Regions from separate parts of the Homo sapiens genome. Here region 2 is linked to region 1. Evidence: read pairs that join two places in POLR2A ChIA-PET (ENCODE). Cell type or tissue: PC-3. All regions are shown on one strand. Region 1 has its middle 38 kb from the start of SAT1. Region 2 has its middle 14 kb from the start of KLHL15.

Region 1 (5,000 bases):
CATTATTTTATTATTGTAAAAAACAAAATTTACCATCTTAGCTTTTTTTTTTTTTGAGATGGAGTTTTGCCACCACATCCCGCCCATAATTTGTCTTGTGACTGGCTTAATTTCACTTAGCAACAAGTCCTCCTTTTTCATCCATATTGTAGCATGTGACAAGATTTCCTTCCTTTTTAAGACCAAATAACATTCCACTGTATACACATATCACGTGTTTATCCATTTATCTGTCAATGGACATTTGGGTTGCTTCCACCTCATTGCTAATGTGAACAGTACTGCTATGAACAGGGGTGTGCAAATACGCAGTTTTAAAAAACATCTTTGGCTGGGCGCAGTGACTCATGCCTGTAATCCCAACACTTTGGGAGGCCGAGGCAGGCAGATCATGAGGTCGAGAGATTGAGACCATCCCGGCCAACGTGGTGAAAACCCGTCTCTACTAAAAATACAAAAATTAGCTGGGCATGGTGGCGCACACCTGTAGTCCCAGCTACTCGGGAGGCTGAGGCAGGAGAATCACTTGCACCCAGGAGGCGGAGGTTGCAGTGAGCTGAGATCGCACCACTGCACTCCAGCCTGGCGACAGAGCAAGACTCCGTCTCAAAAAACAACAAAAAACCATCTTTATTGAGATATAATTCACATATCATAATTCACCCATTTAAAGTGTACAATTCAATAATTTTCAACAGAATTGTGCAACCTCACTCCAAAAAGAAACACCATTAGAAGTCACTTCCCACCCCTCCATGCCAGTTTATGTGTCAACTTGACTACAGTCCCCAGGTGATCAAATACTAATCTAGGAGCTTTGGTGAAGGTTATCCTGTAGATGTGATAAAAATCCATAATGAGGCTGGGCGTTGTGGCTCACACCTGTATTCCCAGCACTTTGGGAGGCCGAGGCAGGTGGATCACTTGAGGTCAGGAGTTCAAGACCAGCCTGGCCAACATGGTGAAACCCCGTGTCTCCTAAAATACAAAAATTAGCCGGGCGTCGTGGCACATGCCTGTAATCCCAGCTACTCGGGAGGCTGAGGCAGGAGAATCGCTTGAACCTGGGAGGCGGAGGGTGCAGTGAGCCGAGATTGGGCCACTGCACCCCAGCCTGGGTGGCAGAGGGAGACTCCATCTCAAAAAAATAATTTAAAAAATACAAAAATTAGCCGGGTGTGGTGGCACGCACCTGTAGTTCCAGCTATAGGTGAGGTTACGTCTCAAAAAAAAAAAAAAAAGTCCATAATCAGTTGACTTCTATATAAGTGGGCCTGATTCAATCAGGTGAAAGACCTTACGAGCTGAACTGAGGTTTGCCTGAAGAAGAAATTCCATCTATGGACCACAGCTTCCACTCATGCCTGAAAACTCCAGCTGCCCTTTCTGCTTACCAGCCCTATGGATTTCAGACTAGCCTGGCCAGCCCCCACAGTCGGCTAAGCCAACTCCTTGCAATAAACCTCTCAAAATACATCTCCTACGTGTTCTGTTTCTCTAGTTGAACCCTGATTGATATGCTCCGCCCTCCCCCAATCATTGGAGTCTTAAGCAACTATGAATCTACTTTCTGTTTCTTTGTACTTGTCTATTCCAGACATTCCAGATAAATGGAATCATACACTATGTGCTCTTTTGTGATGGGCTTCTTTCACTTTAGCATAATGTTTTCAAGTGTCATTGACGTGGCATGGATCAGTACTTTTTTCTGAGACAGGGTTTTGCTCTGTCACCCAAGCTGGAGTGCAGTGGTGCAATCATAGCTCACTGTAACCTTGAACTCCTGGGTTCAAGTGCTCCTACTGTTTCAGCCTCCTGACTGGCTAGGACTACAGGCATGTGCCACCACACCCAGCTAATTGTAATTTTGTAGAGGTGAGGTCTCACTATGTTGCCCAGGCTAGTTTTGAACTCCTGGCCTCAAGTGATCCTCCTGTCTTAACTCCCAAAGTGTTGGGTACAGGCGTGAGACACCACACTTGACCAGTACTTCGTTCTTTTTTACGGCTGAATAATATTCCATTGTATGGAAATACATTTTGTTTATACATTTATCAGTTGATGGACATTTGATTGTTTCTGTTGTGACTATGATAAATAATGCTGCTATGGCTATCTATGTACAAGCTTTTGTGTGGACATGTGTTTTCATTTTTCTTGGGTATATACTGCAGTAGAGAAGAAATGCTGGGTCACATGTTTAGCATTTTGTGGAACTGCCAAACTGTTTTCTCCACATCCTTGTCAACACCTGTTCTTATCTTTTTTATCCTAGTGGGTATGAAATGACACCTTGTGGTTTTCATGCGCATTTTTCTGATGACTAATGATGCTGAACAGCTTTTCATGGGTTTATTGGCCATTTGTATATCTTCTTTTTAAAAATGTCTGTCAGGCTGGGCACGGTGGCTCATGTCTGTAATCCCAGCACTTTGGGAGGCCGAGGTGGGCAGACTGCCTGAGCTCAGGAGTTCGCAACCAGCCTGGGCAACACGGTGAAACCCCACCTCTGCTGAAATACAAAAAATTAGCCAGGCATGGCGGTGTGCGCTAGTAGTCCCAGCTACTCAAGAGGCTGAGGCAGAACTGCTTAAACCCAGGAGGCAGAGGTTGCAGTGAGCTGAGATCGTGCTACTGCACTCCAGCCTGGGTGACAGAGCAAGACTCCATCTCAAAAAAAAAAAAAAAGAGTCTGTTCAAATCCTTTGTTTTATTTTTTGAGAGGGAGTCTCACTCTGTCGCCCAGGCTGGAGTACAGTGGCGTAATCTCGACTCACTGCAACCTCCGCCTCCTGGGTTCAAGTGATTCTCCTGCCTCAGCCTCCCGAGTAGCTGAGAGTACAGGCGTATGCCACCACACCCGGCTAATTTTTTTTTTGAGACAGTGTTTCGCTCTGTTGCCCAGGCTGGAGTGCAGTGGCACGATCTCAGCTCACTGCAACCTTCACCTCCCAGGGATTCTACTGCCTCAGTCTCCCCAATAACTGGGATTACAGGCGTGTGCCACCACGTTTGGCTAATTTTTGCATTTTTTGTAGAACAGGGTTTCACCATGTTGGTCAGGCTGGTCTTGAACTCCTGACCTCAAATGATCCACCCGCCTTGGCCTCCCAAAGTGCTGGGATTACAGGCGTGAACCACCACGCCTGGCCAATTTTTGTATTTTTAGTAGAGACGGGGTTTCACCATGTTGGCCAGGCTGGTCTTGAACTCCTGACCTCAGATGATCCACCCGCCTTGGCCTCCCAAAGTGCTGGGATTACAGGCTTGTGCCACCGCGCCTGGCCCTCTGCTCAGTTTTAATTGGGTTGTTTTCTTATTGTTGAGTTGTAAAAGTTCTTTAAATATTCTGTATATGCGAGCCTCTTATCAGATCTATGTACAAATATTTTCCTGTACTCCATGGGTTTTTTTCTTTATTACTTTTTTAATAGAAATGAGGTCTTGCTATGTTTCCCAGGTGGGTCTCGAACTCCTGGGCTCAAGCAATCCTCCCACCTCGGCCTCCCAAAGTGCTGGGATTACAGGTGTGAGCCACTGCATTCAGCTTGTTTTTTTAAAGAAAGGGTTTTATTGTCACCCAGGCTCATGGCCCACTGCAGCCTCAACCTCCTGGGCTCAAGCAATCCTCCATCAGCCTCCTGAGTAGCTGAGACTACAGGTGTGTGCTACCACGCCTGGCTAATTTTGATATTTTTTTGGTAGAGACAGGGTCTTGCTAAGCTGCCCAGGGTGGTTTCAAACTCCTGGGCTCAAGTGATCCACCTGCCTTGGCCTCCCTAAGTGCTGGGATTACAGGCATGAGCTACCACACCCAACTGCCTTTTTATTTTCTTGATGGTATAATTTATAGCACAAAAGTTTCTACATTCTGAGGTAGTCCAATTTATCTGTTTTGTCACCCGTGCTTTTGGTGTTGTATCTAAAAAACCACTGCCTAACCCAAGATCACGATTTACTCCTTTTCCAAGATTTATTCCTATGCTGTCTTCTGAAAGTCTAACAGATTTAGTTACGACATTTAGGTGTATGATTCCACACAGACTTCTAAAAGTCTCACCTATTTGGTAGTGCTTTCCCAGGGAAATATTTATGGCACCACTAAGAAACAAACAATTAAACTATTGTGTTTAAAACAAAATGTGCAATGTGTGCTCTTTAGCATTCTGATCTAGGCTGAGAACAATATTTGAAATGAGCCAGTGCTCTCTCTGTAGGACAAATAAATGCTTTCATAAAGACGTCACTTTTGAATGGAGTGCAGTTTATGACCTATTTACTTATGAACCAGCCCAAACCGCTTGCCTCCATAGCGTGAGGGAAGGAAGAAAGACTCTACTGTGAGAATCAGGAAAAAAACCCAATCACTAATTTGGTCTAAACAAGGGAGCTTAGAGTTTTCTGTGGCTTTCAAAAACTACTTTCTCTTTGCTTGAAGAAGATGAATAAAAACAGTTTTTTTAATGTCTTGTGACCTGGAAATATTTAATGTAAATATAATGGTCCTTTTATTTATGTTCTTCTAAAGCTGATGGCAAGATGGCATGACATAAAACAAACACCATCTTAACATGCTGTTTTCGGTGGTGGGTCCTCAAGATTTGCTTAAAATGACTCAAAGGACTCAACATACATGTTCTCATGCCTTAGGTTTATCCTAACAAAGGATTCATGACAGGACCAGCAAAGGAAAAAGACACAGCAGAGTCTGGAGAAATCCACACACAGGCTTCCCATGCTTTCTCCCTCCCAACCCGGGAGGGCACACGTTGAGCATGCTCCCTTCTCCAGCAGCAAAACTGAAGCCACACGTGTGCAATGCTTCTGCCCAGAGAAGCCTATCAGAGATTCACCGCCAAAGCCTTTTTTTGTTTTGTTTTGAGACAGAATCTCGCTCTGTCACCCAGGCTGAAGTGCAGTGGCATGATCACGGCTCACTACAGCCTCAAACTCCTGGGCTCAAGTGATTCTCCTGCCTTGGCCTCCTGAGTAGCTGAGAC
Region 2 (5,000 bases), 220 kb after region 1:
AACATCCATTAGTCATTAAAGAAATGCAAATTGAAACCACACCGAACTGGCATGGTGGCTCATGCCTATAATATCAGCACTGTGGGAGGCCAAGGCAGGAGGATTGCTTGAGGCCAGGATTTTGAGACCAGCCAGGGCAACACCGCAAGACCCCATCTTTCCTTTAAAAAAGAAAAAAAGCCGGGCGCGGTGGCTCACGCCTGTAATCCCAGCACTTTGGGAGTCCAAGGCGGGTGGATCACAAGGTCAGGAGATCGAGACCATCCTGGCTAACATGGTGAAACCCCGTCTCCACTAAAAAATACAAAAGATTAGCTGGGCATGGTGGCGGGCGCCTGCCTGTATTCCCAGGTACTCGGGAGGCTGAGGCAGGAGAATGGTGTGAACCCGGGAGGCAGAGCTTGCAGTGAGCTGAGATCGTGCCACTGCACTCCAGCGTGGGCGAAAGAACGAAGACTCCATCTCAAAAAATAATAATAATAATAATAATAAAGAAAAAAAACCATAGCCACTAGAACGACTATAGTAAACAAAGAGACAATTACAAATGTTGGTGAGGGGCCAGGCGCAGTGACTCACGCCTGTAATCCCAACACTTTGGGAGGCCGAAGCAGGCAGATCAACTGAAGTCAGGAGTTCGAGACCAACCCGGCCCACATAGTGAAACCAAGTCTGTACTAAAAATACAAAAAAAAAAAATTAGCCGGGAATGGTGGTGCACACCTGTAATCCCAGCTACTCGGGAGGCAGGAGAATCACTTGAACCCGGGAGATGGAGGTTGGAGTATGCTGAGATTGCACCATTGCACTCCAGCCTGGGCAACAGAGCAAGACTCTGTCTGAAAAACAAAACGAAACAAAAAACAAGGGTGGATGAGGATGTGGAGAAACTGGAGCCTTCTTCATATACTGCTGGTGGGAATGTAAAACGATACAGCCATTTTGGGAAACAACTGAAATGTTTCTCAAACTTTTTTTTTTTTTTTTTTGAGAGGGAGTCTCACTCTGTCTCCTAGGCAGGAGTGCAATGGTGCAATCTTGTCTCACTGCAACCTCCACCTCCAGGGTTCAAGCAATTCTTCCGCCTCAGCCTCCCGAGTAGCTGGGACTACAGACGCCCACCACCACACCTGGCTAATTTTTGCATTTTTAGTAGAGACAGGGTTTCACCATGTTGGCCAGGCTGGTCTTGAACTCCTGACCTCCGGTGATCCACCTGCCTCGGCCTCCCAAAGTGCTGGGATTACACGGGTGAGCCATCGCTCCCGGCCTGTTTCTCAAACTATTAAACCTAGATTTACCATAGGACTCAGCAATTGTACAACTAGGTATTTACCAAGAGAAATGACAATATGTTGTCATAAAAACTTGTACACAAATTTTCATTCGCAGAATTATTCACAATAGCCAAAAAGTGAAAACAATCCAAATATCTATTCAACTCGTGATGGATCAATAAAATGTGATATGAAATTTTATTCAACATCATGTTCATACATGCTATAACATGGATGAACCTCGAAATCATTATGCTAAATGAAATAAGTCAGACACAAAAGACCACATATTATATGATTCCATTTAAACGAAATGTCTAGAAAAGGCAAATCTTTAGAGAAAGAAAGTCCATTAGTAATTGCCTGGGACTGGAGATGGGAACAGGGATTGAATGAACATAGATGCAAAGGATTTATTTGGGGTGATGGAAGTGTTCCAAATCTGGATTGTTGCGATGGTTGCACAACTCTGTAAACTCACTAAAAATCATGGAATTGTGTATTCAAAATTGGTGAATTTTATTTTATTTATGTTTTGAGACTCAGTCTCACTCTGTTGCCCAGGCTGGAGTGCAGTGGCGCGATCTCAGCTCACGACAACCTCCACTTCCCAGGTTCAAGCGATTCTCCTGCCTCAGCCTCCCAAGTAGCTGGGATTACACTCCCGCGCCACTTTGCCTGGATAATTTTTGTATTTTTAATAGAGACAAGGTTTCACCATGTTGGCCAGGCTAGTCTCCAACTCCTGACCTTAAGTGATCCACTCACCTCGGCCTCCCAGAGTGCTGGGATTACAGGCGTGAGCCACTCCGCCTGGCCTAAAATTGGTGCATTTTATAGTATGTAAATTTAATATAAATAAAGCTTTTAAAAAAAAAGTATACTCATACTTGACTATGAATCCCACCTCTGCTACTTACTAGCTGTAGAATCTTGGGCATGTTATTCAACCTTTCTAGGACTGCTTTCTCACCTGTAAAATGGGAATAACAGGATCTACCTCATTGGATTTTGTGAGAATTAAATAAAGTTAATACTTGTTCGGGTGGTGCCAATAATTGTTAACCATTTTTTAAATTAATAAACATTTTATTTCCTATGACTTTTCTACTTCCAATAAATGTTTCTGACAATGAAGCATATTATTATTCTGCCTATTGACAATGGATTTTATTATTATTATTATTATTATTATTTTTGTAGAGACGGAGTCTCGCTCTCTCCCCCAGGCTGGAGTGCAGTGGCGCGATCTCGGCTCACTGCAACCTCTGCCTCCCGGGTTCAAGCAATTCTCCTGCCTTATCCTCCCGAGTAGCTGGGACTACAGGCGCACACCGCCACGCCCGGCTGATTTCTTTTGTATTTTAGTAGAGATGGGGTTTCACCGTGTTGCCCAGGCTCGTCTCGAACTCCTGAGCTCAGGCAATCCGCCTGCCTCAGCCTCCCAAAGTGCTAGGATTACAGGCGTGAGCCACCGCACCCGGCTGGATTTTATGATTTATTATTCATTTTTATTTTTGAGACAGGGTCTCCTCTGTTGCCCAGGCTGGAGTGCAGTGGCTTGATTATGGCTCACTGCAGCCTCAACCACCTGGGCTCAAGCGATCCTTCCACCTCAGTCTCCCTAGTAGCTGGAACTACAGGCGTGAGCCACTGTGCCCAGCTGATCTTTGTATTTTTTGTAGAGATGGCGGTCTCCCTATGTTGCACAGGCTGGTCTGGAACACCTGGGCTCAAGCGATCTTCCAGCTTTGGCTTCCCAAATTGCTAGGATTACAGTCATGAGCCACCACGCCTGGCCTAGATTTTTTTTTTTCTCTCTGAGACAGGGTCTCACTCTGTCACCCAGCCTGGAGTGCACTGGCGTGGTGTTGCCAGATTTTTTTATATATAGATAAAATTCACATGTCCTAAGATTCACCCGGTTAAACTGTACAATTCGCTGGTTTTTAGCATATTTACAAAGATGTGCAATCATTGCCACTATATAATTCCCCAGCATTTTAATCACCTCAATAGGTTTTTGTAATTGGCTGGTATATTTAGAATGGGGCCGGGCGCGGTAGCTCATGCCTGTAATCCCAGCACTTTGGGAGGCCGAGGCAGGCAGATCACGAGGTCAGGAGATCGAGACCATCCTGGCTAATACAGTGAAACCCCATCTCTACTAAAAATACAAAAATTTACCCGGGCGTGGTGGCACGCGCCTGTAGTCCCAGCTACCTGGGAGGCTGAGATAGGAGAATCGCTTGAACCCTGGAGGCGGAGGTTGCAGTGAGCCGAGATGGCACCATTGCACTCCAGCCTGGGGGACAAAGCAAGACTCCCTTTCAAGAAAAAAAAAAAAAAAAAAAAAAAAAAGAATGTAAGATTAAGGCCAGGCACGGTGGTACACGCCTATAATCTCAGCATTTTGCGAGGCTGAGGCAGGCAGATCACTTGAGGTCAGGAGTTCGAGACCAGCCTGGCCAACAAGGTGAAACCTTGTCTCTACTAAAAATAAAAAAAAAAAATTAGCTGGGCCTGGTGGCACACATCTGTAATCCCAGCTACTTGGGAGGCTGAGGCAAGTGAATTGCTTGAACCAAGGAGGCAGAGGTTGCAGTGAGCTGAGATTGTGCCACTGCACTCCAGCCTGGGCAACACAGCAGGACTCTGTCTCAAAAAAAAAAAAAAAAAAAAAAAGAATGTAAGATTCCAGGGAATACCTCCAATTTTCACCATCACTTAACTAATGCATGCATTTACTGAAACATAACTTCCTATTTTAGGTAAATTGTTGTACCTAAAATTTACGTGATATAAAGCACATGTTCATTTAAATTTTACTTAAGTATTCAATGAACACACAGATAACCTAAATTCTTTTTTTTTTTTTTTGAGACGGAGTCTCACTCTGTTCCCCAGGCTGGAGTGCAGTGGTACAATCTCAGCTCACTGCAACCTCTGCCTCCCAGGTTCAAGTGATTCTCCTGCTTCAGCCTCCCGAGTAGCTGGGATTACAGGCACGTGCCACCACGCCCAGGTAATTTTTGTATTTTTTAGTAGAGACGGGATTTTGCCATGTTGGCCAGCCTGGTCTCAAACTCCTGACCTCAAGTGATCAGCCAGCCTCGGCCTCCCAAACTGCTGGGATTACAGCGTGAGCCACTGTACCCGGCCCAGACAACATAAATTCTTATTTATTCACCTCTCCTTATATTTTTTTTCTGGTGTGAAATAGCTGTTTATAAAAAACAAACAACCCCATTAAAAAGTGGGCACAGAACATGAACAGACACTTCTCAAAAGAAGACATACATGCGGCCAACAAACATATGGAAAAAAGCTGAACATCACTGATCATTTGAGAAATGCAAATCAAAACCACAGTGAGATACCACCTCACACCAGTCGGAATGGTGATTATTAAAAAGTCAAAAAACAGCTGAGAGTGGTGGCTTATGCCTATAATCGCAGCACTTTGGGAGGCCAAGGCGGGCGGATCACGAGGTCAAGAGATGGAGACCATCCTGGCCAACATGGTGAAACCCTGTCTCTACTAAAAATACAAAAATTAGCTGGGCGTGGTGGCCCGTGCCTGTTGTCCCAGCTACTTGGGAGGCTGAGGCAGGAGAATCACTTGAACCCGGGAGGTGGAGGTTGCAGTGAGCTGAGATGGCGCCACCGCACTCCAGCCTGGTGACAGAGCGAGACTCAGTCACAAAAAAAAAAAAGAAAAGA

What was found. ChIA-PET counts read pairs that join two places held together with the same protein. Peaks named below come from ENCODE experiments on the same cell type or tissue, not always from the same donor. Only the 100,000 strongest peaks of a DNase experiment are listed, where the experiment ranks them.
Region 2: POLR2A ChIA-PET joins it to region 1 with 7 read pairs; 4 of 35 experiments call an interaction of 5 or more read pairs at or near these places.

Annotation. Positions count from the first base shown.
Region 1 is chrX:23,818,317-23,823,316 of GRCh38, forward strand. No RefSeq gene overlaps it. Among named protein-coding and RNA genes, the nearest start is that of SAT1, 38 kb to the left of the region's middle. In PC-3, no CTCF peak of the experiment used is centred here; DNase peaks (open chromatin) are centred at 2,295 and 4,255; H3K27ac peaks cover 3,231 bases.
Region 2 is chrX:24,038,215-24,043,214 of GRCh38, forward strand. No RefSeq gene overlaps it. Among named protein-coding and RNA genes, the nearest start is that of KLHL15, 14 kb to the left of the region's middle. In PC-3, no CTCF peak of the experiment used is centred here; no DNase peak of the experiment used is centred here.